Linked DNA regions of Homo sapiens: regions 2 and 3 are each linked to region 1. Evidence: chromatin loops called from intact Hi-C (ENCODE). Cell type or tissue: OCI-LY7. All regions are shown on one strand.

What was found. Hi-C counts contacts between places; a loop is a spot of excess contacts. Peaks named below come from ENCODE experiments on the same cell type or tissue, not always from the same donor. Only the 100,000 strongest peaks of a DNase experiment are listed, where the experiment ranks them.
Region 2: it touches region 1 in a loop (5-fold over the local background); 2 of 110 quality-filtered maps call a loop at or near these places.
Region 3: a loop joins it to region 1, with 13 times the contacts of the local background. A loop is called at or near these places in 33 of 110 quality-filtered maps.

Annotation. Positions count from the first base shown.
Region 1 is chr12:99,655,125-99,663,124 of GRCh38, forward strand. ANKS1B (ankyrin repeat and sterile alpha motif domain containing 1B) reads right to left here. Exons shown (of 27, transcript NM_001352186.2): 9 at 1-86. Among named protein-coding and RNA genes, the nearest start is that of GARIN6, 11 kb to the left of the region's middle. In OCI-LY7, CTCF peaks have their summits at 4,048 and 4,252; a DNase peak (open chromatin) is centred at 4,037; H3K27ac peaks cover 2,222 bases.
Region 2 is chr12:99,249,281-99,257,280 of GRCh38, forward strand. All of the region lies in intron 12 of ANKS1B (ankyrin repeat and sterile alpha motif domain containing 1B), which reads right to left. Among named protein-coding and RNA genes, the nearest start is that of GARIN6, 390 kb to the right of the region's middle. In OCI-LY7, a CTCF peak has its summit at 3,985 (motif pointing right); a DNase peak (open chromatin) is centred at 4,021.
Region 3 is chr12:99,038,903-99,046,902 of GRCh38, forward strand. The region is part of intron 17 of ANKS1B (ankyrin repeat and sterile alpha motif domain containing 1B); the gene reads right to left. Among named protein-coding and RNA genes, the nearest start is that of APAF1, 400 kb to the left of the region's middle. In OCI-LY7, CTCF peaks have their summits at 4,614 (motif pointing right) and 4,820; a DNase peak (open chromatin) is centred at 4,639.

The DNA of each region.
Region 1 (8,000 bases):
CAAAGTCCTGATGGCCCACACGTATTTTCATCATCATCCTCTTCTTCCACTTCTCCTGGTGACAAATTGATTGTAGATGAGGTTCTCTGAAATTAAATTTATATCATACCAATATATTATATCAATGATATTTAGATATCTTAACATCAATTAAATTCTATAAATGACAGTGGTATATCTCGGCAAACAAGTCAGCTCACTTTTAGCCACAGTTACATGGCTGTGCCCTGTGCCTGAGATAAAAATATGTATAGTCCAACTTAAGTTAAAAGTGAAAAAAACTAGGTGTGAAAGACTTATAAAATAATATATGAAGTTCATAATGAAGAATAGAACATGATAATGGCCTAATAAAATATTTGAATAGCAACAAATGAGAAAAATCTTATGGTTTATCAAGAATTTAGGTTTAGGCATAAAATTAAGGAAAAATGCAGTTAGGGCACTAACAGGAAAATATTTTATTGAAATGGGAACTCCTGATAAACCAGTTTGTTCAGAATGCCACTGAAATAAAACTTTATAAACTTTCATATCATACATATAACAGGAGTAACAGTTTTAAAATTCATAATGAGACTTCCATATTTAGCACATATATTTTCCTTCGTTATCTCCCAAATCTCACTAAAATGATGGTAGAACATTTATAAAAATGTTTACACCATAAAAATAAGGATGACAGGAGAGATGAACAGACAATATTAAGAAAACTTCTGGATAATGTTGAGTAACTTTTGGATAACAGATGGGTATTACCTGACTTAGCAAACATGAGAACACTGAAAGCAAAGAACCTTCATGTGGAAAGAATTGGAGGGACTGGCTACCTGTGAAGGTGTAAGTGTAGGTGGGGCAGAAACAGACTGAAACTCAGTATCAGAAAGAATTATACCCCTAGACCCATCTCCTTTTCACCCAGCCAGGAAACTAAATCTTTACCACTGGCAAGAAATTAGAGGTTTAATTTTTGAAGAAGTTGAAGCAAAAGGATTATGAATTCTAAGACTACAGATATACTGAGTCTCCAAAAACAAGAGAATTAATATCTATATAGTAATGAAGATTCATAACCTACCCCGTGCCTTACCATATTTGCATTAGACAACATGGCAGCACGGTTTATATTCCCAGATAAACAACTAGAATACTCCTCCCTGTAGAAACAGACCTCCTAAGAAAAAAGGTCTATAAATAAGCAGGAAAATGGTGGGATCTATGTATCAATCTCTACTGTGAAGCCAACCTCTCAACAAGTTCCACTCACAAGAATCATATATTTGAGAAAAACCTCTTAACAGACACCAAAATAAATATAGAGAAAAAAGTTATAAATAGTATCCTCAGAGAGAAGATATTTATAGCCATGAAACAAGAACAGAAAGTTACAAAATACATAAAATCCAATACAAGAGTAAGAAAAATCTGAGAAAATTTCCCAAAAGATGAACAGAATTTAAAAGTGGAGAAAACTAGGGGTCAAACCAAGACCTCTAACATCTGAACAAAAGGAGCTCCAAAAATTAAGAGTAGAGATGGGAGGGTCAAAGAAATAAAGCATGAAAATTTGCAGAAACTGAGGAAAAACTTCACTCTAAGAGCCTGCTGAATACTTAGCAGACTCAATTTAAAAAAAAAGATGTATATGCATAAATAAAAAGAAATACACTAAATTGTCTAAAGGTCCTCTGAATGTAGCGTTCAGCACAACATTGATAGATCATGATTACTAAAGCAAGTAAATATATTCTACATATTGGATTGTAAATAGCATCCTCCCCCCAAAATTGTTCCTTTTAAAAATAGAATATAAGATTTTATTTTTCCTCCTATTTAAAAGAATTTGTTTTCTGCATTCACATTTTAACTTCCCCTTGATCACTTGTCAGTAACTAAGAAGCAATGAAATTAAGTTGTCCCCCAATCAGTTGCTGTCTATAAAATACAATAATAATAACAACTGTTAGACTGAGAACTTACTATGTGACTTGGAGTATCACTGGCCTATTGTCTGTTAACTATTTTAATTCACACAACAGCCATTTGAGGCAAATATTTTTCCTCTCACTTTATAAATGAGGAAACTAAGGGACAGAGAGGCCAAGTAAAACCCAAGGTCACGAAGCTGGCAAGTGGCAGAAAAAGGATTCTAACCCAGACTAGGGGGCTGCAAAACCTACTCTCCCCTCACCACTACATTCTGTGACCACTCCTTTGGTACAATAACCTGTGGAAGACAATATACTGAAAAACCACACTGATGTAAATAATTGCAGTTTAAATAAAAGAGGTATATTTGGTGAATACGTTTCTGTTACACGAGTAAAGTCCTGAGAGCATTTTGCCTTCTGTGACAGGGAGTGAAAATTTCTGCAATTTGATACATAGCAGCCCATGCTTTCATAAATACACACTTCTCAAATCAATAATAGAAGGTGATTATCACAGGGATTTTTGACCCTACAGATCCTTTGAGTAAAATAAAAAATCTTGGGAAATTTAAAATCTTAATCTGAAAGAGTATATATATATATATGATAAAGTTGTTCACAGGAATAAATAAAATGATCAAAAAGGTATCTCCTTTACCAGCTCATGATCAGCTAACAGTTTGACCATCAACATTGATGCGGCACATACTATAAACCACCTCATAGTTGGCCAAGAATTATCAACATTTTAGATTAATCCATTCTTTTCTATTTTGTTAATGGTGCTACAATGATTTAATCCAATCACACAGGGAACTTCCTCTATCTCTTTCTCCTCCCTCAAAAAAAAAAAAAAAAAAAAAAAAAGCTTATCTCTCTTCCCTGCTCATAAAGCTCCAATTACTTCCCATTTCACAGCAAATGATATCCAAATTCCTTAATCTGGCTTCAGAGTTCTATAGTCAAATGATTTTTTAGCCCTTTTACTTTTTCACTATACTCACCTCAGATTATAACCAGGTGGAATTGTTTACCCTTGCCTAATCATGCTCTATGCTTTTATTCTTTCTTTCACCTTACTTGTCTGCACAGCGTATTGTAGTGGTTAAGGGCTTGGGCTCTAAAATTAGACAGTCCTGAATTCAAGTTCCAAATACCCGCCTCACTAGCCGTATGATTTTCAGCAGATAAGACCATTGTCAGCCTCTCTTGCCTTATCTATGCAATGGAAAACAATACAGTGGAACCTCTCTCAGGGCTTTTTCCTGATGACTAAATGAGGTAATAAATATAAAGTGCCTGACACATACAGCTTCAATAAGTATTAACTATCATGTTTATTATTTTCTTATAATCCCACTGATTCAAAATAGAGTTCAGATTTCATCCCTTACCTAAAATTTTCCAGATTTCCCACAAGCATGCATGATATCATGTTCTTCTGCTTGTCTCTCTTTGTGCAAATGTTTGCATTTGGTATTTCACATTCACCTTGAGTTGATAGATGCTATAGTGGCAAAGAGCATTGGCTTTTAACTCAAACAGATATATGTTTAAATCCTAGCTCTACCACTTCCAAGCTTTGTGATTTTGAGCAAATCACATAATCTTATTAATCCTTAGTTTCCCTATCTGAAAAAATAGTGTAATCATTTCCACTTGCAGGGCTGTATGAAGATCAAATTAATTGCTTGACAGAGACTGGCACATAAAAAATCAATAAGTACTGCTATTTTATTTTTTACCATAAAAGAGTTGTGTACACACACACAGTGTGCTTGTGCAAATATACTACACAGACACAAGTGTGGCTTATTTACCCTTGTGAAGTAAGTTATTTGAAAGAAAACATTGCCTTATTCACATTGTATCTCCTACAATGTGTTGTGCATAATGAAACAATAAATATTTATTGAATGAATCACTGAATAAATGAGCTTCAAATTATTATTTTCATTTGACTACCTAGAAAATTTTACTAATATTAAGGGGTGTGTATAATTGTATCACAAATATCAAGATTGCCATTTTAGCTTTATTTTATATTAACTATTACAAGTAGCTTTGCAGAAATGAAGAAACTTATCAGTGGTTTAGCACTGCCCCCTAAAGACAGCATATAAATTGGCTGTGTAAAACCATAATTTTTAACTTCATTTCTTTACAGTTAAAGATTTGAAGGAAAATATTTTATCAAGCTACATATAATCTTCAATTATATATGGGAAGAAGCCAGCGGAACACACTTAACCTCAGATGGTTTCATTTATTCCAAATGCTGTTCAAACTTTTTACTGGAGAACAAACTCTGTTCCTGAAGTTCCAGAAAGATGTGAAAATTCTACTATAAAAAAAAATAGACCTAAATCTATACAGTTTGAACCCATTAGCTTTCTTGGTTATTACACGGTAATAAAGAAAGACTGGACCAATTCTATGTTGTTGCAAATTGAAAAACAGTCACAATAATATACTGTAGGGAGACAAACTTGAGCTCAATCAAAGAAAAACACTTTTGAGAATAATTATATTAGTCTAACATTGAAGAAATGGGATTTCCCTGTGAGGCAGTGTGTGTTCGTGTGTGTTTGTGTGTCTGTGTGTGTGCATGTGTGTATGTGTAAATTATATGACAACTATATATAACGGTGCTTCATAATTTATAAAATGCTTTCAGATAGAGAATAGCCCAATAAAATAGAGTAAGAATTATCCCTATTTTACAAGTGAAAAAAACTGATGCTCAAAATGTTACTCGATTTGCAAGATCATACTACAAATCAGTCCAGATTATAATCCAAGCCCTCTAAATCTAGGTCCTATTGTCTTTCTACCACACCATGGAAGCCACCTCCTTAATTACTAGAACTCTTCAAGGGGACAACAAATGTTCAAGATTGTCAATGCAAAGGGACCAGGCCAAAAGGCAGAATCCAGGAAAGAGGCAATATCAGAGATGGCAATCAAAGCAAAAGGCAACAATCTGGAATGAGTTAGCAATCTAGACTACTTTATAGCATTGCCACACGCCTTTTTGCCTTTGTTTAGTTCTAAAGTAAAATTGCTTTATAGATTTTTCAATGAAATTTAAAGTAATACATGCTTATTGTAAAACAAATCATTCATAATGAAAAATTATACATGAAAGAGTGAAGCTTTCCTAGCCTCGGTCCCACATTCAGTGGGTGTACTTCCAGACTTTGTAATACTTACTCTACTTGCCTGATGACTTTCTCACGATAAATTCATAAATGAGAAATTGTATACACCAAAGAGTATGCCTACCTTTATCTTTCTTTTTCTTTTTCTTTTTTTTTTTTTTTTTTGAGGTGGAGTCTCACTCTGTTGTCCAGGCTGCAGTGCAGTGGCACAATCTCTGCTCACTGCAGCCTCCACCTCCCAGGTTCAAGTGATTCTCCTGCCTCAGCCTCCCAAGTAGCTGGGATTAGAGGTGCCCACCATCACACCTAATTTTTTGTATTTTTTTAGTAGAGATGGGGTTTCACCATGTTGGCCAAGCTGGTCTTGAACTCCTGACTTCAGGTGATCCACCTGCCTTGGCCTCCCAATGTGCTGAGATTACAAGCATGGGCCACCGTGCCTGGCCTAAACTTTCTAAGTATTGCCAATGTTGTCTTTAACCTGTTCACAGTGATCAGAGAAATGTTTTTTCATATGAGAATGTGATCATGTTTTCCTCTTCCTTAAAACCTTCAATAGCTTTTCATGTTCTTCTGATAAAGTTCAAAATTCTTAATATGATCCAAAAGGCTATGCATGATCTGCCCCTACCTCCCTCTGTATCCCACCACTAATCTGGCAGGCCAGGTCTCACTAACAGCTGAACAGGAAGGCCTCCATGACAACTGTTTCAGCACTGACTGAGTGGTTAAATTAAATATTTAAAGCTGATAGAGCCAGTGCCCTTATACGAAGGCTGGAATGTAACGAAAGCCCACCAAGAGTTTTGCCTAGGCCTTTCCAGGGCCTTGAAGCATGATGAAATAACAAAGGAATTCTTAACAGAACCCGTTTAGTATTAAACAGGTTTTACTGGGGGTCTGAAGGAACTCCCCAGACCTCCACAAACAAGTTTTATTGAGGTCTAAAGGAACTCCCAAATCTTCATGATTTAGCAGGAGACAAGATAAGCGTAATCACCCCTGGCACCTGGATCCATCTAGATTGAGTAAATTTACTGAAGCTCCAGAGGAAGGTCTTCAGGACTCAGACCTTAGGTATAGATGAGAAGAAGTTAATCACTTATGTCTTTAGATGAATGCACACTTACATGTAGACATACAGCTTAGAAGGTATATAAGCTCTGGAAAACTTTGTAATTTTGAGTTGGTCTGGCAATATTTTCCCTGGCCTTCTCCCTGTACCCGTTTACAGAAGTAAATTCTCTTCTTTCCCAGTTGGTCTGCATCTTGTTATTGGACCATGAGAATAAGCAACCCGACCCTTGGTTTGGTCCAGGAACACTAACACTATTCCTCTCCTTTGCCCATAATGTTTAAACACACTGAGCTTCCCTCTTTCCCTCAAGTATACCAAACTTCCTCTTGCCTCGTACCTTACCTTAGCACATGTGGTTTTCTCTGGCAAAGACTATTAGTCATCTCCCAATATACAGTCCCCCCTCCTCCTTTTGTCTTTAGTAACACCTTCTTTTATTCTTGTATGGTACTAATACTCCAACTTTTAGCTGGGCACATGTATTCTTTGAATAAATACCACATTGTCCAGTGTCTGTTGCAGCTAGGTGTGACCACATGGCTAAGTCATAACCATGGGATATAAGAAGTGCTCTTGAAGTGAATAGGTGTGCCCTTCTTCCTCCCCTTCCTCTTCCTGCTGATTGAATGCTAATGAAATAGCTGGAGCTGGAGCATTTGTCCTGGGCCATGAAGTATCCTTGGAACTAGAGGACCTGCACAATGGAACAACAAAATAGAAGAATCCTGGGTTCCTCATAGAGGTGATCCCTACCAGCCTTGGACTGCCTAGCTCTAAGCTTTAGAAGTGGGAGTAAAACAAACTCTTTCTCTTTAAGCCATTATTATTATTTTAGATGTTTTTGTTATTTGCTATTGTGTCAAACCCTAACAAATAAATTCCTTTGCTTGTCTTCATCAGGATTAATCTTATTGGTGCTTTAGGTATAAATATAATTCACTTCCTTTGGAAGGCCTTCTTGATGCTCTCATCAAGATTAATTTCCTTTCTTATATGCCTTCACAGTATCCTGCTTTTCTAATAGCAATTATCACAATGATAATTTTATAGTTACTGTGTGACTTTGGTTCAGTATCTCCTATCCTTAGTCCATAAAAGCTGCATGATTGCAGAGATGCCTGTTGGGTTAGCTACCAAAGCCTGATACTTGGCTAGTACATTGAATAACAGTTTATCACATATGTGTTGAAAATGAATGAAGAGTAAATGAATGAATGAATGCCAGCTTGCCCTCATAGATGTTTTATTAGTGTGAACATTTTCACTAGTTCTAAGAGGAACCAATGTAACTATAACCCAGATTTTAATGTCCTTTGTTCTCTAACTCCATTTGCTCCCACTGTCTTCCTTCCATATTCAAAATAATGTAGAAAACAGCATCTATTTGATTTCATGAAAGAATACATTTATGACAACCATTGGTGCACAATTTACATTTTACCACAAACTCTATAGCGGAGGTGAATGGGCTTTAAATTGCACAGCTTAACTCCTCCCCCTCCCCTATCAATATTTTTCTCCTTATAGTAATAATTGGGTAGAAGGGTGCTTTTCATCTCCCCTTCCACCAAGAAGAATAGAATTCTTGGTGTCTATTTTTGCCTGCAGACTGTTTTCATTAGCTCTTTAAATTCTTCTCCTCTTTATTATGCAAGCAATTTCACACTAGGATACATCTTATCTGCAAATTTGCATAGCCAATCTCATTACACAAGAGATCTTACATGAGAACTATTATTTTGTCAATTTAAAAGGCAACAACTATGTAATAGCATGATATATCATATTTTCCTTTTTACAATCTTTTAAAACCGGGGATCTAAGGGCTTA
Region 2 (8,000 bases), 410 kb before region 1:
TTCATTATCTAGAAAAATGAGAATTTTAGGGGCGTAATATTATTTAAAGTTTTCTGCAAATATTATTATTAGGTTACCATCCCCTCTGTAGTTTGACTACAATGACTATAATTACCACCCCACAATGCTTTACACTGTCCAAGTCCTCCAATCACAAGCAGTCACTTCTCAAAGTAAAAGATAATTTCATTGTTAGCTTATAAAGCTTAGTTTTTTGAATAGCAGTTCTTAGCATTGTGATGGTAACATTTCTGCCAAGAGTGGTGAAAAGACAAATATTACTTGCTTTTTCCAGTGGCCAAATCCTAAAGATTATTCAAGTCAAAGAAAAGGAGAAGTTGATATGAAGCCTCCTGGAAAGCCTGTGTGGTGGATTGATTGCAGTTATGGCCCCAGTCTGCTCACAGCTCCCTGCAGACACAGCCCTCCCCGTATCTAGTCCTCTCACGCTGACTCCCTCACAGCGTGGCCATGTGCCTTGTACCGCTCAATCAGACTGCAGCAAATGTGATATAAGCAGAGACCTCTGAAAAGCATGTGTGCATTAGACTTGTTCCCTTGTTGCTCTTGGAACCCTGACACCATGTGAACAAGCCAGGCTGGCCTGCTGGATGATGAGGTGACACATTACCCAGCTGTTTCAAAATGTAGGTTTTATTATATTTTTCAGGTATGTTGAAACCAACAGATCAGGAGACAATTGCCATTGAAAGATAGACGCTCTACTCATTGATCCGAGAGGCATGCCACATTATAGGGGCCACACAGGGAACTACCAGGGTCCATCAGGAGGAGGCTGACAAAGTGAGGGGAGATTGTGGGCAAGAGCCTTTACTATGGTTTCCATGAAAAGAAACACACAAAGCAGGTATAAGCAGGTTTAGGAATGGCTAGTTTGAATAGTTTCAGCAGACTCTGGGGCATAAGAACTGTACCTAGTTGTCTGGTCATTAGAGCAGGTGAATGAATAGTGGCCTAGAGAGTGAGAGCCAGATGAAGGAGGTAATTGGGACTATGGGCTCTACGATTGTTAGTTTGCATAAGAAAAGCATGCTCTCTGGTGAGCTGTTTACTATCTCTAGGAATTAGCTAGCCCCAGGAGGGGCCGTCCCTCCACAGCAAGAGCTCAAGAGACCAAAGCATAAAAATAAAAATACACAAATAAAATAGAAAATAAAAAGACATGGTTAATACATCCGCCAGTCCTGTCACCCCAACCAAAAGCCAGCCAACTTCCACCTATGTGAGTGAGGGCATCTAGGACCTACCAAATTCAGGCCATTCTGCCAATACCACCGATGCATCAGCAAGCACAGCTAAGAGGAGCTGAGGTTTTCCCAGGCCAGAAGAAGACACCCACCAGGATCATGAGCAATATTAATGGCCATTAAGTTTGGGAGGGTTTGATATATGAAAATATAAACTATATCCCAAGTTTTAAAGAATTAATATATTCTTCAAAATAAATTCTGGCAATGTTTATATTTCCACATCTGGAAAATGATGATAGTAATAGAACATACCTAAAAGTGCTGTGAAGATTGAATGAAATCATAGAATAATAAATGTGTTAGTCCATTTGGGCTGATATAACAAAATTTCATAAACCAGGTAGCTTACAAACAACAGATATTTATTTCTCACAGGCCTAGAGGCTGAGTAGTCCAAGATCAAGACACCTGCAGATTTGGTGTCAGGAGAGGGTTAATTTTCTGGTTCATAGAGGGCACCATCTTGCCTGGGTCCTCACATGGTGGAGGGAGCAAAGGAGCTCTCTGGAGTCTCTCTTATAAGGTCTCTGTCCTCATGACTTAATCACCTACCAAAAGGCCCACCTCCTATTACCATCACTTTGGGGGCTGGGATTTCAACATATGAATTTTGGTAGAACACAAATATTTGGACCATGGCAAGAAGTAAAACAGTTAGAACAATATATGCTGCATAGAACACTAAGAATATGTTTCTACTATTATAACAATAATTTTTAATCTATAGGGTTTCATTTTTATAAAGAAATACAGTAATAACTGTATTAGACACTCAATAAAGATTATTTTGACATAATAATCATGTGGGATTTACTCCTTTGTTTCTGTTTGTATATTTTAAAAAGTATACTTTGGAAAGAATTTTTTGTGTTTTCTTACCCTTTCTTCAGACAAAACGGAGGAAAATATACAGATTAAACTGTTGTCATAACTTGTCTCATTTAATTTTACACTTCTCTTTTGATAAGTGGATATTTCATGCCAAGGTACAGAACTAAATATGTGTGAATTCCAATCTGATAGTTATTCAAGGCATCATTAGCATTTCAAAGAAATGTCAGAGTAAATGTCCAATAGGAAGCAGTTCAATCTCTTTTTATCCACCTTTGCTATGATTTTTATCACCTATATATCACCTGATTAACAATAAAATCCAAAATTTCATGCTATGGAAAAATTATAGAAAACAAGTTACTTTTTTCTATTATAGAGTATAACTTTTGTCTATTGGGTCATTGCATCTGATTTAGAAAATAAAAATTTTTCCTATTTTTAAGGATACCGGGGCTGATGTTGATATTAGTAGAAACTGTGAATTTATTTCACAAATATGTATAAAACGTTTCCTGTATATCAGGTGGCAAAGTTTCAGCAGTGTCAAAGGCAATGTCCTGCCTTCATGGTGCCTACATTCCAGCAGAAAAGATGACTACAGGCAAATCAAGAAATGCTATAATTTCTGATGATGGTATGTGCTGTGAAAAAAATAAAGCAAAGTAATGAGATAGAAACGAAAGGAAGATGCTATAAGGCAATTAGGAAATGTCTTTCTCAGGAGCTGACATTGAGCAGACATAGAAATGACTGTGAAAGTGTAAATCATTCAATGTTTTGGGGGAGGATTATTTCAAGGCATAGGAAAGAAGATATGAAAAGTCCCTAAGGCTGGTAAGAACAGTAAGAAGGCCAGTGTGGCTATAATAGAGTGGTAGGGGATTAGTAGAATGGCTGACGATTGAATCAGAGATGCAGGTAGGAATAGGGTTGGGGTGATATGACTTATACTTTTAGAAGATAATTGGTATTTCTGAACATGACAACAGCATAGTGTTCTTTTTAAATTATTCACCTCAATTCTCATAAAAACAAGACACGGGGATAGTAAAAGAATAAAATGAGCACATGATAGCAAAATAAAGGAAAAACACTACAGGTGATATCTCCAGTAAAGCTAAGTATTAAGAAGTCCCCATGGCCCCGAAACACAGAGGGGTGTAGCCAAATCACATGACAGCAGTAGGATCCGGAACTGAATCAGCAGTGATGCAGCTATAGTGGTGAAGAGAAAGGGAAATTCAATGGCACCTACAAGCCATGGAACCCAGAAATTGCCATCAGATACTGATTTCCCAAAGGAGAGGGTCTTGTGCTAAGCAGGAGTGTGCAGTAAAATTTGAGAACAACTAGCAGAACTTGTACACATCTTGTAACAAGACCACAGGAAGTAGCTTACTCCCTTGAGAATATCAGAAATCTCCAATAAATGCATACTTGTAGTAGGCTACAGATCCACTCTGAAGAAAAACTTCTGGGAGAAGAATACAAATTGCACAGGGTGAAAACACCAAAGATGTGAGGGAGAAAAACATTTCATATAATGGGGCAGTAGGGGCCAGGTGCAGTGGCTCACACCTGTAACCCCAACAGTTTGGGAGGCCAAGGCGAGAGGATCACTTAAGCCCAGGAGTTTGAGACCAGCCTGGGCAACATAGCAAGACCTCATCTGTACAAAAAGTGTTTAAAAGAAATTTAAGCATGATAATGAGTGCCTGTGAGTTCCAGCTACTCAGGAGACTGAGATGGGAGGATTGCTTGAGCCCAGGAGTTCAAGTCTGCGGTGAGCTTTGATCATGCCACTGCACTTAGTCTGGGCAACAGAGTGAGACCTTCTCTAGAAAAAAAAAAAAGGCAGTGGGGGTGGCATCAGGCAGATGTCCAGTAGAGGGAGACTTTGAATGTAATAGAATAGCAAAGCACAGTGTTCAGATGTGAGAGCACCACTTTGGAAGGCAGGCGCATGGAACTCAAGAACACTGAGGTAGTAGCAGGAAGCCTTCCTGAATCAAGCAGAGAAAAACCTGTATTTCTTAATACTTCATCGTAACTGCAAAGGAGAAGGCCCTTGAGATGTGAAGGGCTCATGGCTACTGTGGCTCATCCCTGCTCCCATACAGGAATCTCTTCCTAATCCATGACATCCCTTCTCATTAAACGTGGGAAACAAAAAAGGATTTAGATAGAGGGCAATTTTAGGAATAAAATAAATAATGACAGTAATGGATTATAACCCACTGAATAAAACAGAAAGACACGAGCCCATAAATAAACAAATGATTTAAAAGTTTGACTAGGAATGGGAATCCTAAATAATTTCAAATTGCCTCCCCACAAAATACTTATTAATTAGAAAGAGGAAAAAGAGACACGCTACAGTGAAGAAATCTGGGAGGCCCTATCTTAATCAAATGATCAAAGTGAACAATATCAGTAATGGAACAAATCAAAATCATATCCAGTGTGGTAAAGATGCAATGAGAAAAATGCAGAATCACTTTTGGATTTTCCTGCCAAAGATGTACAACCTAAATCTAATTATATAGGAATATCAGAAATATCAGAGAAATCCAATTTGTGGGCCATTCTACAAAATAATTGGCCTGTAATCTTCAGAAGTGTCAAGGTCATGAAAGTCAAAGAAAGTCAAATGAACCCTTCCAGGCTGAAGAAAACTAAGGAGACATTACAACTAAATGCAACGTGTGATCCTGAACTAGATCCTTTGATCATAAACAATATTATTGGGTAAACCAGCACATCTTGAAGGAGGTCTGAGGAATAGATGCTAGTGATGTATTAACTTTCTGATTTGGTTGCACGGTGGTTCTGTGGTTGTGTAAGAATGTACTTGCCTGTAGAACATATACACTAAATTAGTAGTTATCAAAGTGTAGTCCAGGGATGCTTGGGGTCTCCAAGATTATTTCAGAAGTTTCATGAAGTCAAAACAATTTTCAGACTAACACTAAGACATTATTTGCCCATTTCACTTTCATTATCTCATGAGTGTACAGTAGAGTTGTTCAGAGGCTACATGATGTGTCTTTTCACAGTGGAAATATGTGATGCCTCTTTCTATCTCAGCTGTAGGAACTGGCACGCTATTACTTCTTGACAGAAGAAAGTCATATGTCTAAACCTAAAGTAAATGGAGTGAGGATGTAAATGGCCACCTATGCTACTGCACTGCAATGTACCATGGCAGAAGAGAGAGTAAAGAACTGAGAACAGTAATCTCATCTTAAAAATAATGTTTGCTCTAAGTTTTGGGTAGATGCCCTTTATTAAGTTAAATGTCTTATCTTCTAAGGTTGCTGAGAATTTTAATTGTGACTAGATATTGAGTTTATAAAGAATGTTTTTCTGCATCTGTTCAGTTATGTAATTTTTCTCCTTTACTCTGTTAGTGTGAATGACATTTGTACATTCTCTAATGTTAAACATTAGATATTAATGGGATACCAACAGGATAAACTCAGTGTGGTCATAATGAACTTTCTTTTTGGCATCCTGCTAGATTTGGTTTGTTAGTACTTTGGGATCTTTCCATCTATGTTCATGAAAGAAATAGGCCTTTGGTTTTACCTTTTTTATTCTGTCTAGTTTTTACATGATTACTCACCTCACAGAAATAGTTGGGGAAAATTTCCATTTCCCTAGAAGAGTTTATATAAGATTGGAACGATATGTTTCTTGAAAGCCTTTATATTTACTTTACCTTTAAAATCATCTAGACTCAACATATTCTTTGTGGAAAGATTTCAAATTATTCATTAAATTTATTTAGTATAGAACTATCTGGAGTCTCTATACCTTTTTGAAGTTTTTTAAAGTTTTAATTATCTAGAATTTGTCTAATTTTTCTCAGTATTAAAATTCACTGGTACAAAATTATTCATTCTTCTTTCTTAACTTTGAATGGTTTTTTGTATCTGTAGATTTACCCCCTTTTCTTTCCTAATAGGTTTATTTGTGCCTTTTTATCTTGATCATTTTGACTGGAAAGTGCATCCATTTTTTTAGTGTCACCAATGATTCCATTTCTGGCTTTGTGAATTAATATTACATATTTGTTTTCTATTTCATTCATTTCTGTCCTTTACTATTTTCTTTCTATGCCTTTTCTGGATTTATTCTATTATTTCTTATAAAATTTCTTAAGCTGGCATTTACCTCATTAGTCTTCAGCGTTTCTTCTTTTCTAATATATGCATTTAAAATTTCTAAGTTCCACTTTATGCTGCATTCATCACATTTGATATTTAGCATTTATATTTTTGTTTAACTTTAAAGGTTTTTAAGTTAGTATTATGGCATCTCCTTTAACTCATTTCTCATGACTTATTTAGAAACGTGTATTTAAATTCATAAATATATGGGGATATATATGGGAATCTTAATTTAACTTAATTGAATTATTTTTAGAAAATATAGTGTGTATGAATATGAGTCTTTGACATGTTGAAACTTGCTTATAGTCAAGATCACTTTTTGTGACTGTTTCATGAGAATTACATGTATTCTCCAATTGTTGAATACAAAGCTCTTTGCATTATGTCAGATTAAATTTATTAATGGAACTCTTAAACTCTTCCATTGAGTGAGGTGTGTTGAAACCTAATTTTAGCAGACTTATGTTTTTTCCTATGAAATATATGTATATTATATCTGGCCAACATGGTGAAACCCTGTCTATACTAAAAATACAAAAATCAACTGGCTGTGGTGGTGCGTGCCTATAATCCTAGCTACTCGAGAGGTTGAAGCAGGAGAATCGCTTGAACCAGGGAGTTGGAGGTTGCAGTGTGCCGAGTTCGTGTCACTGCACTCCAGCCTGGGTGACGGAGTGAAACTCCATCTCAAAAAAAAAAAAGAAAAAAAAAAGAAAAAAGTCTAAAGTTAAATAATACCTTATCCACTTCCTTCCTAAACAATTTAAAAACTTTAGAGCATTTTACATTCAATTACTTCTTCTATAATAAATATTGTTGTCAGTGTTTTAATTATTTTGTTAGCTTTACAAATCAGGTGTTATTATTTTATTCAGACCATTTTTAAATTTCAATTGGTTTACATGTTTGCCATTTTATTTACTCACAATTCGTTCCTCAGAATGGCCTGAGATCATTTTCCTTCTTAAAGTTATTCTTTAGAATTTCCTTTTATACAGGTCTCTGGTGGTCAATGCTCTAGTTTTCAACTGTGAATATCTTTCTATTTTACTCTCATTTATTTAAAATTCATAATTTTAGGTTGATAGTTATTTTCTCTCACAGTTTGAAGAAATTATTCCACTTTTTTGTGGCTTTCATCTTTCCTTGTTAATTCTGCTATAATGATACCTGTCTTTCTTGTGGGTGATCCATCCTTTCTCTCCACCTGGTTTGAAAATCTCTGTATTTTTCAATTTCACAATAATGTGTCTCACTATGGATTTCTGTTTATTTATCCTGCTTGGAATACAGTGTGCTTTCTGGACCTGTGAATCCATATTTTTATCAGTTTGGAAAAAAATCAGCCATTATCCATCAAAAAATGTCCTCTCCTACATTTTTTAAAAAAATTATTTCATCCCGGCCGGGTGCAGTGGCTCATGCCGTAATCCCAGCACTTTGGGAGGCTGAGACGGGTGGATCACGAGGTCAGGAGATCGAGACCATCCTGGCTAACACTGTGAAACCCGGTCTCTACTAAAAATACAAAAAATTAGCCTGGCATTGTGGCGGGCGCCTGTAGTCCCAGCTACTCCGGAGGCTGAGGCAGGAGAATGGCGTGAACCCGGGAGGCGGAGCTTGCAGTGAGCCGAGATGGTGCCACTGCACTCCAGCCGGGGCAACACAGCGAGACTCCGTCTCAAAAAAAAAAAAATTATTTCATCCCGAGTCTCTGATT
Region 3 (8,000 bases), 620 kb before region 1:
TGCTCTATGTTTCCTTATAGTATGTGCCACTAGCTGATATCATATTACAGACTTATCTGTTACCTGCTTATTGTCTTTGTCCAGCTCTAGAATGTAAGTTCCATAAGAGCAGGAGCTCTGTTGGTTTTGTTTCCAATGCATTTCTAGAGACTAGAACAGTGCTTGGCATATAGTAGGTGTTCAGTAAATATTTTCATTCAATATAAATACTACATATACTTCTTCATATGTCGTCTTCCCAGTTGGACACTTTCTAGGCATACTGGGCCCTCACAAAGATATATAGAGTGTGGACTACCTTTCAACTGAAGCATTTTACCGGACATGCCAACTGATGGCAGCACCCAGGGATGGCAATGAGATGGTGTGTGCATCACCCAAGTGGCCCTCCACAGTCAAGTAGGTCGCTGAAGTCTGTCTCTGATGACTTTGCCTCCCACGTCTTCCTCTGTGTCTTTCTTTCCCATTCCTCCCCTGGCAGCAATTCATTCAGTGGGTATTTTTAAGCACCTGCTTTGTAAAGGGCATTGTGTGAACATACAGCTGAGCCCTCCGAAGTCAGGTCTTCAAGGAGTTTGGTGTCTGGTGGAGAGGCGCGATGAACCCACACAAATACAAGGGCTGGTAAAAGGTGAAGTGTCTTGCCCCAGTGGAATAAGGAACTAGAAACTGAAATTGGCTCATCTGACTCTGAGTCCAGCCTCTCATCCACTCTGCTGCCTTGCAGCCCACCCAAGCCTGCCTTCCCTCTGGCGCTCCTCTGCAGTTTGTTTGTTTGTTTGTTTGTTTATTTATTTATTATTATACTTTAAGTTTTAGGGTATATGTGCACAATGCGCAGGTTAGTTACATATGTATACATGTGCCATGCTGGTGCGCTGCACCCACTAACTCGTCCTCTGCAGTTTTAATCTTTGTTCTAAATCCTCCTTTTCCCCTTCTCTATATTCAAAGCACCAAATCCTGCCCTTCTAGGTGAAGTTATACATCAGCTGATGATCAGATCAGACTAGTTCACAGTAAGTGAGAATGACTCATAGATTTAGTTCTCTCAGGTGGCGTTTGTATTGTAGTTTGTCTCTGCTGCAGCCAGTCACAAGGAGATACATGTGTGGGAGTATCTGTTTCTCTATTTTTGGGGGGACTGCGGGAAAAAGGATGCCACCTGGGGTCTGCTTATTTACTGTAAGTCTTTCTACCTTACCCTGCCTCTTGGGCTTCCATAATGAAGTAGGTCTGGCCATGGGTCTTTCTCCTTCCTTAGTACAATTTCTAAAGGGAAGGCAATATTCCATTTTTGGCATTTGGGAGGTGGTGAAACAGGCACCCTCTCTGTTCTCTCTCACTCTTTCTCTCTCTCTATGTGCGTGTGCGTGTGTGTGTGTGTGTGTGTGTATAGTGGTACTACAGGGTCATTTATACCAGCACGCCTCATAAGTTGCACCCCTGTTCGTCTTGTGCACCATGTGCCCTCCAGTGGCTGCCACGAAGAAGAAATGGAACTTCCTAAGTCAGCCATCCTGACAGACACTGTTGGAAACTTTCTCTGCAAGGCTGAGAACATGAGGGAAAGACTGCGGATGTTCATTCTGTTGTTAAACGTATCTCTGTTGCAAGACCAGCCTAGTGTACCGCCTTTCATGACACAATACATCTGTGAATATAAAATAACAGGAACTGGTGGCTTTTCTCATCAAAATCCAACCAGTTCTCTTCAGACACTTCTTAACCTGTAAAATGGGAATGGCAACAGTGTGCATCTCATAGGGTTCAGGTGAGGGGAAATATATCAGGATATATGATGTATATATGACATATATGTCAGACTTAGAACACTCTCACACAAAAGTGTCTTTAGGTCAATCAACAGGTATTTATTTGCCACCTCCGGTGTGCTAGAAACTGTTCTAGGAGCTGGGGATACAGGAGTCAACAAAATAATCTATGCCCTGATGGGGCTGATTGTGGTTAATAATCATGATAGCAAAGGCATAGCCAGGATCCAAATCCCCGCAGTCTAGCTCCGAGTCCCCAGTCTCCTCCATGACTCCATAGCACCTCTTGTTCACTGAGCAAGAGAATGCGAATAATACACTTGAGATGACGTTGTGAGTTGAGAGCCTGGACCTCAGGGATAAAGACCTGTACTTGGCAGCCATCTACTTTGAGTCTGCTAGCTGAAACCTGTCCAAGAACATAACACTGGGGAAAGGAGGTTTGAGAAAAAATTCTTGAGCAAGATTGACAATTAACGAAGGGGAAGATAAAGGAAGAGTTACTAAAACAAATTCCCATTATTGTTACTACTATTATTCCCTGTGCTCATCTAGAGGAGTCAAGTAACCTAAGGAATCAAATTCAATGAAAAAATATTGGTTGCACACCCACTCTGAGCGAAGAGTGGATGTGCAACAAATATTTGAGCAAGGCACGAAAATGATTTTTCATTAGACAGATACTTTGCAATTTAATTTTCTAAAATAGCTGAGTTTGATGGTCAATGAGTTCAATAAACAATTTTCCAGCTTTTTATATATCTAGCAATTCCATGATCACACAGTGTGTTTATCATCTATCATTCTCCAATTACTGAATATTGGTTGGGGTTCCTGTCCCCCAGTTTTCCATACATTTAGGCCTCCTTGCATGGTACCCTATCCAGGTCATTTTTTTCCCCCCGGTGAGCCCCCATTGATCATCTTAGATTTTCTGAGATGGTTTTGATTTCACATATTTTGAGTGGGGGCTTACAAACAATAATAAGATCATCCATAATTCTAAAATCTCTCTTCTTTTCTCTAATTAAAACCTTTGTGGGCCAGGCACATTGACTCATGCCTGTAATCCCAGCACTTTGGGATGCCTACATAGGAGGATCACTTGAGCCCAGGAGTTCACAACAAGCCTAGGTAACATAAGGAAACACCGTCTCTACAAATAATAAAAATAAATTAGTCAGGTGTGGTGGTGTGCGCCTAGTCCCAGCTACTTGGGAGGCTGAGAAGGGAGCACTGCCTGAGCCTGGAAGGTTGAGGATGCAGTGAAACTTGATTGCACCACTGCACTCTAGCCTGGGTGACAAGTGAGACCCTGTCTCGAAACAACAACAACAAAACAAAACAAAACAAAATAAAACAAAAAAACCCATAAAACACCAAAATAAAACAACCCCCCCAAAATCTCTGGGGTGCACTGATTGCAGTAATGGTCCCATTTCTTCACCCTTCCCTACTCTCAAGCTATTTACCGTGTGATTTTGCAGTTGCTCCTATTGAGAGGTGAACTATATCCTCCCCTCCCAAGCTGATTTTGAGTTTTCCATATAGCTTCCTTTGGCCAAGTGTTGGCAGATGTGATGTAAGTAGAGGTGTAAAAAAGCGCTTGCTCATTTTTGTTTGTTTGTTTCTTTCTTTGTTATGAAGACATGTCTGCGATAGCATACTAGAGAGTGGGGCACAGGGAGTCCCAGCTGTTTCAGCTGAGACCACCCCAGGTCAGTCAACTCTCATATGCCAGAAGACTAGAGCCAACTGCCAGATGTGAGGGAGCCAGATGAGATCAGAAGAAATTTGCAGCCAAGCCCAGCCTAAATCGCTGACCCACAAACTGTAAGCTCAGCTAAACAAATGTCTATCGCTTTAAGCCACTTCATTTTCAGACAGCTTGTTCCATAGCATTGTTGAGGCAATGGATAACTGATAATGCTTCCCATAAATCTTAGGAACTTGGAAGCTGCCCCTCCATTTGCCCTCCTTTAAGCAAAAAATTGAATGCTATTTGCAAAGCATTGTATAAAATGCTTTATTAGATTATCTTATTGAATCCTGACAACAATATCTAGCAGACAGATATAATGCTATTATCCAAATTTCAGAGGCAAGGAAATTGAAGCTTAGAGAAGTTTAAGTGACTTGACCAAAGTGCTTTTAGAAAAGCAGAGATTCTACAACCAGTCTTCTAAATCTTGGAAGACTGCTTTTAGCCACGGCTGCCTGCCATTTACTCTTTGGATTCTCCATTCTACCTGTTCTGCTGCCTACTTCTACCACCTAATTAGGAGAAGACCTTGTGTTCCCATTTGGGATATAGATACCCACTTTCATACTGGGTTTACCCCTAATATTTCTCTCCATACCACTCATGTAGATGGTTGTCTTCCGCATTAATCTGGAAATTTTTTGAGGGTAAAGACTAAAATACTTATATTTTTATCCCCACAACTCTATGCAGTATTTTTTTAAAAAAGATCATAGTCATGTTTTAAGGTAGCTATTCCATAAAACATATAAAAAGGTAAAAAATACTCTCCTAGAGAATATATGCATATTTAAAAGGACACTGTTATTCAAATTAATCTAATTTGTGGAATACACAGTAGAGGGTTTTCCCCATTTTGTTAAATAGTTTTAGTTATATGTTATTTGAATGTAGTGTTTGCCTGAATATCTACAAAAATAAAACTCTCTTGACTCATTTATAGATTAATTCCAGAAGCAGGGATTAATACAAAACTGGCAGTGAATAATTTCTGTTTTGCAGTTAGTTTCTGCATTTAAGAAATTGCTTTAGGGTTCAGTAACTTGCCCTGGACTTCAGGTATGCTGCCACCAGATGGCAGCAGGGTGCCAGGCATAAGGCTTGTAAGCAAAGAATTTGTGTGCTTTCTGAGGCTCAAGGTAATAGCTCTTTCCTTAAGTTCAAAAAGATTTTCAGACCACTGATTTCCAATTTAGCATAATACATTTCTTTACAAAAATAGGTAAACTAAAACTCTAAGCCACCCTAAGACATCTTTAGAACAGATATAAATCCCAAGCTATAAAATCACCTAACTCATTATTACTTCTCTTCTCTAGCATCTAATTATTTCTGTAATGGCTTATACACCATGATGGCTTATACGAATCTTATACACCTACCTCAGTGATAGTGTTAACCATTATAATTTACTTTGAATCTTTATGATCAATCTCTGCCATGGCACCGTGTATGTTAGTTTTCAAAATTCTCAATAGTTTTTCTCCAGGTAAAAAAAATCTATCTGGCTTTCCTTTCATCTGTCTTAAGAGAGCAGAGGTTTATCTTTTCAGTATTATCTGAGATCTTCTCTTAAGACCAAAAGTATTTCTCCACTACAGTGGCATGAACAGTGTTTATTTGCATTTCGTGTATGTATTTGTGAATATGGAGTACTTTTGCTTTTGTATTTTCTATACTATATAATAATCTACTAGAATATTTCCCCTCTCAAAGCTCTTGGAAGCACAGAGGCAGTTTACCATACTTTAACAGAAATATAGCTGGATTAAAATTTTTTTTTTTTAGCAACAGGCTCTGCCCTAAATATCTCAAGAAAATACTTTAAAGAACAAAAATCTTCATGCCAAATTAGCAAGATACAGGAAAAAAGGTAAGTGGGCAAAATACAGGGAAAAAAAGCTAATTCACCCTGACAGTTGTTACACAAAGCTGAGAGAGTCTTTCCCTCTCACATTTACAAAGTCCAGGAGCGGAAAGACTTTCAGCAGGAGTAAGCCATGAGGGTTTGGACAAGGCTGGTAGGGGAAAATGTTATCTCCTGGGCATACTGGGAAGCTGAGAGTCCAGGGCAGGTGAATGGGGTTGGAGATGGGAATGAGGGAGGACAGCATCTGAGCAGTAAATCCTGGAACTAGAGTTAGCATATCAAGCAGGGCTATCTATGCACCCAAGGTAAGTTCTGGCTGGGAGAAGCAGATGGCAACTAAGCTGTGAAAATAGGCTCCAAGGGACCAGCTCCCAGCGTAACTCTGGGGGAGGGATCTGGGGAAGTACAAAAAACATAGAGAGGCAAAAGACAAATAAAATAGGAGGAGAAGAGAAAGGGATGGATCATAGAAAGCTCTTATTTGATTTTGAGTCTCACAGGAAACCCATGAAGCCAGCAGGGCAGGTATTTTTTATCCTCTATTTACAAATGAGAAACTGAGTCCCAGAGGGGGTAAGTGACTTTTTTTAAGGTCAACATACCGAGGGGCGGATATAAGATTCAAAGTCAAGTGACCTGATTCCAAGCTAAAGATGAAAGAAGAGAGGGCACATTTGAAACCCTGACACACACACTGTATGTCCTACTCTTTGCTTTATAAACAGTAAGTAAAATTTTCAAATAATGGAAGCTTAGTCTTTTAAGGGTCAAACGGAAGCAGCTTTAGCCACTGTTGAAAAGCATTTCTGAAATGTATTATATTTGCCCTTGCCTCCTTTGAAAACTGACTGTAATCTACTCTCTTCTTGATACATGGGTTATAATTACAAAAATTTACTATATTTATGAACTTCTAATTCAGTAGATACCCTCAGGTTCTATGGAGGCACATGTGTTTTTTAAAAAATTAATTTTTTTTGCTGCCCCACCTAATACATTCATGGCTAGAAATAGCTGTGTAGCAGAACTGGCTGAGTCAGCTCCTTCTTCCCTCACAGCCAGCTCTTCCTTCTTAAGTGTGTCTGCTGCTGGTCCCTATCTACTGCTTCTGATCAGGTCATTCCGCTTATTAAAATCCTTTAGTGACTCCCTCTAACCACTGGTTGCAGTAGTTTGCAAAACAGGCTGCACATGAAAATCACTTGAGGAGCTTTTAAGACCTCCTGATACCCAGGTGCCAACACGAAAGATTTCAATTCAATTGTTTTAGATATGGGGCCCTCACCTACAGGGATTAACATAAGTAGCATGAACTCTTGCTTCTGGCCAAGATGGAATAACGGGGGCTAGATTTATCTTTCCAATGGACACAACTAAAAGTCCAGATGAATATATTAAACAATGGTTTTCAAGGCAACGGGCATGAGGCATTGAAGGACAGTGATCCCTGAGAGATGGAAAACAAACAAAATGAGTTGCATTTGCCTGCAATTGCCCCTGAGAGAATTTCTAGGCCATGCAGCAGAAAGGAAGAATTCAGAAGGAGTCTGCAAGACTCCTTAAATAGAAAAGATGAAGCAGAGAATCCAGGTAGACTAGCGTGGCTAGAGTTTGCCAGGCAGAGTATTAGAGAGCAGGGAGTTCTGATCAGTACATGCATGTGAGGAAATGGTATAAAATCAAATGAAAAACCAGCTGAAAAGATGAGTAGGAATAGTCTTTAAAGTTCAAACTGGACTGGTAAAACTGAGATTTGAAAACTATTCAAATTGGGAAGCCCTGAAATTCAAAGAGCATTGGTCAAGTACTCAGAAGGGTATTGCCCTCGTGGTGGGGAAGTATTGTCAATAGACTAAACAATACTCTGCCTTGCCTAACCTTAAAAGCAAGACCTGAAAGATCAAAGACTATTCAAAGAATTTTCCTGTATCCCAGAGCAATACCCAAAAATATCTGTAGGAATAAAAAAAAAATCCAGCATCCAACAAGGTAAAATTCATAATGTCTGGCGTGTAATAAAAATTACCAGACATGCAAAAAAACAGCAAGGAGAAAAATCAATAAAACCCAAACCTAAACTGACACAGGTGTTACAATTAGAAGACAAAGATATTAAACCAGTAACTGTAACTGTATTCCATATGTTCCACAAGTTGGAGGAAACAGCATGTTTAATAGAGACAGAAAATATAAGAAAGACCCAAGTCTGGCCGGGTGCGGTGGCTCATGCCTGTAATCCCAGCACTTTGGGAGGCCGAGGCAGGCGGATCACAAGGTCAGGAGATGGAGACCATCCTGGCTAACACGCTGAAACCCCGTCTCTACTAAAAATACAAAAAATTAGCTGAGTAAGGTGGTGGGCACCTGTAGTCCCAGCTACTTGGAAGGCTGAGGCAGAAGAATGGTGTGAACCCAGGAGGTGGAGCTTGCAGTGAGCAGAGATTGCAGAGATTGTGCCACTGCACTCCAGCCTGGGCAACAGAGCGAGACTCTGTCTTAAAAAAAAAGAAAAAAAAAAGAAAAAGAAAGACCCAAGTCTAACTTGTGAAGATGAAAACTATAATGTCCGAGATAAAAAATACACTGCATAGTA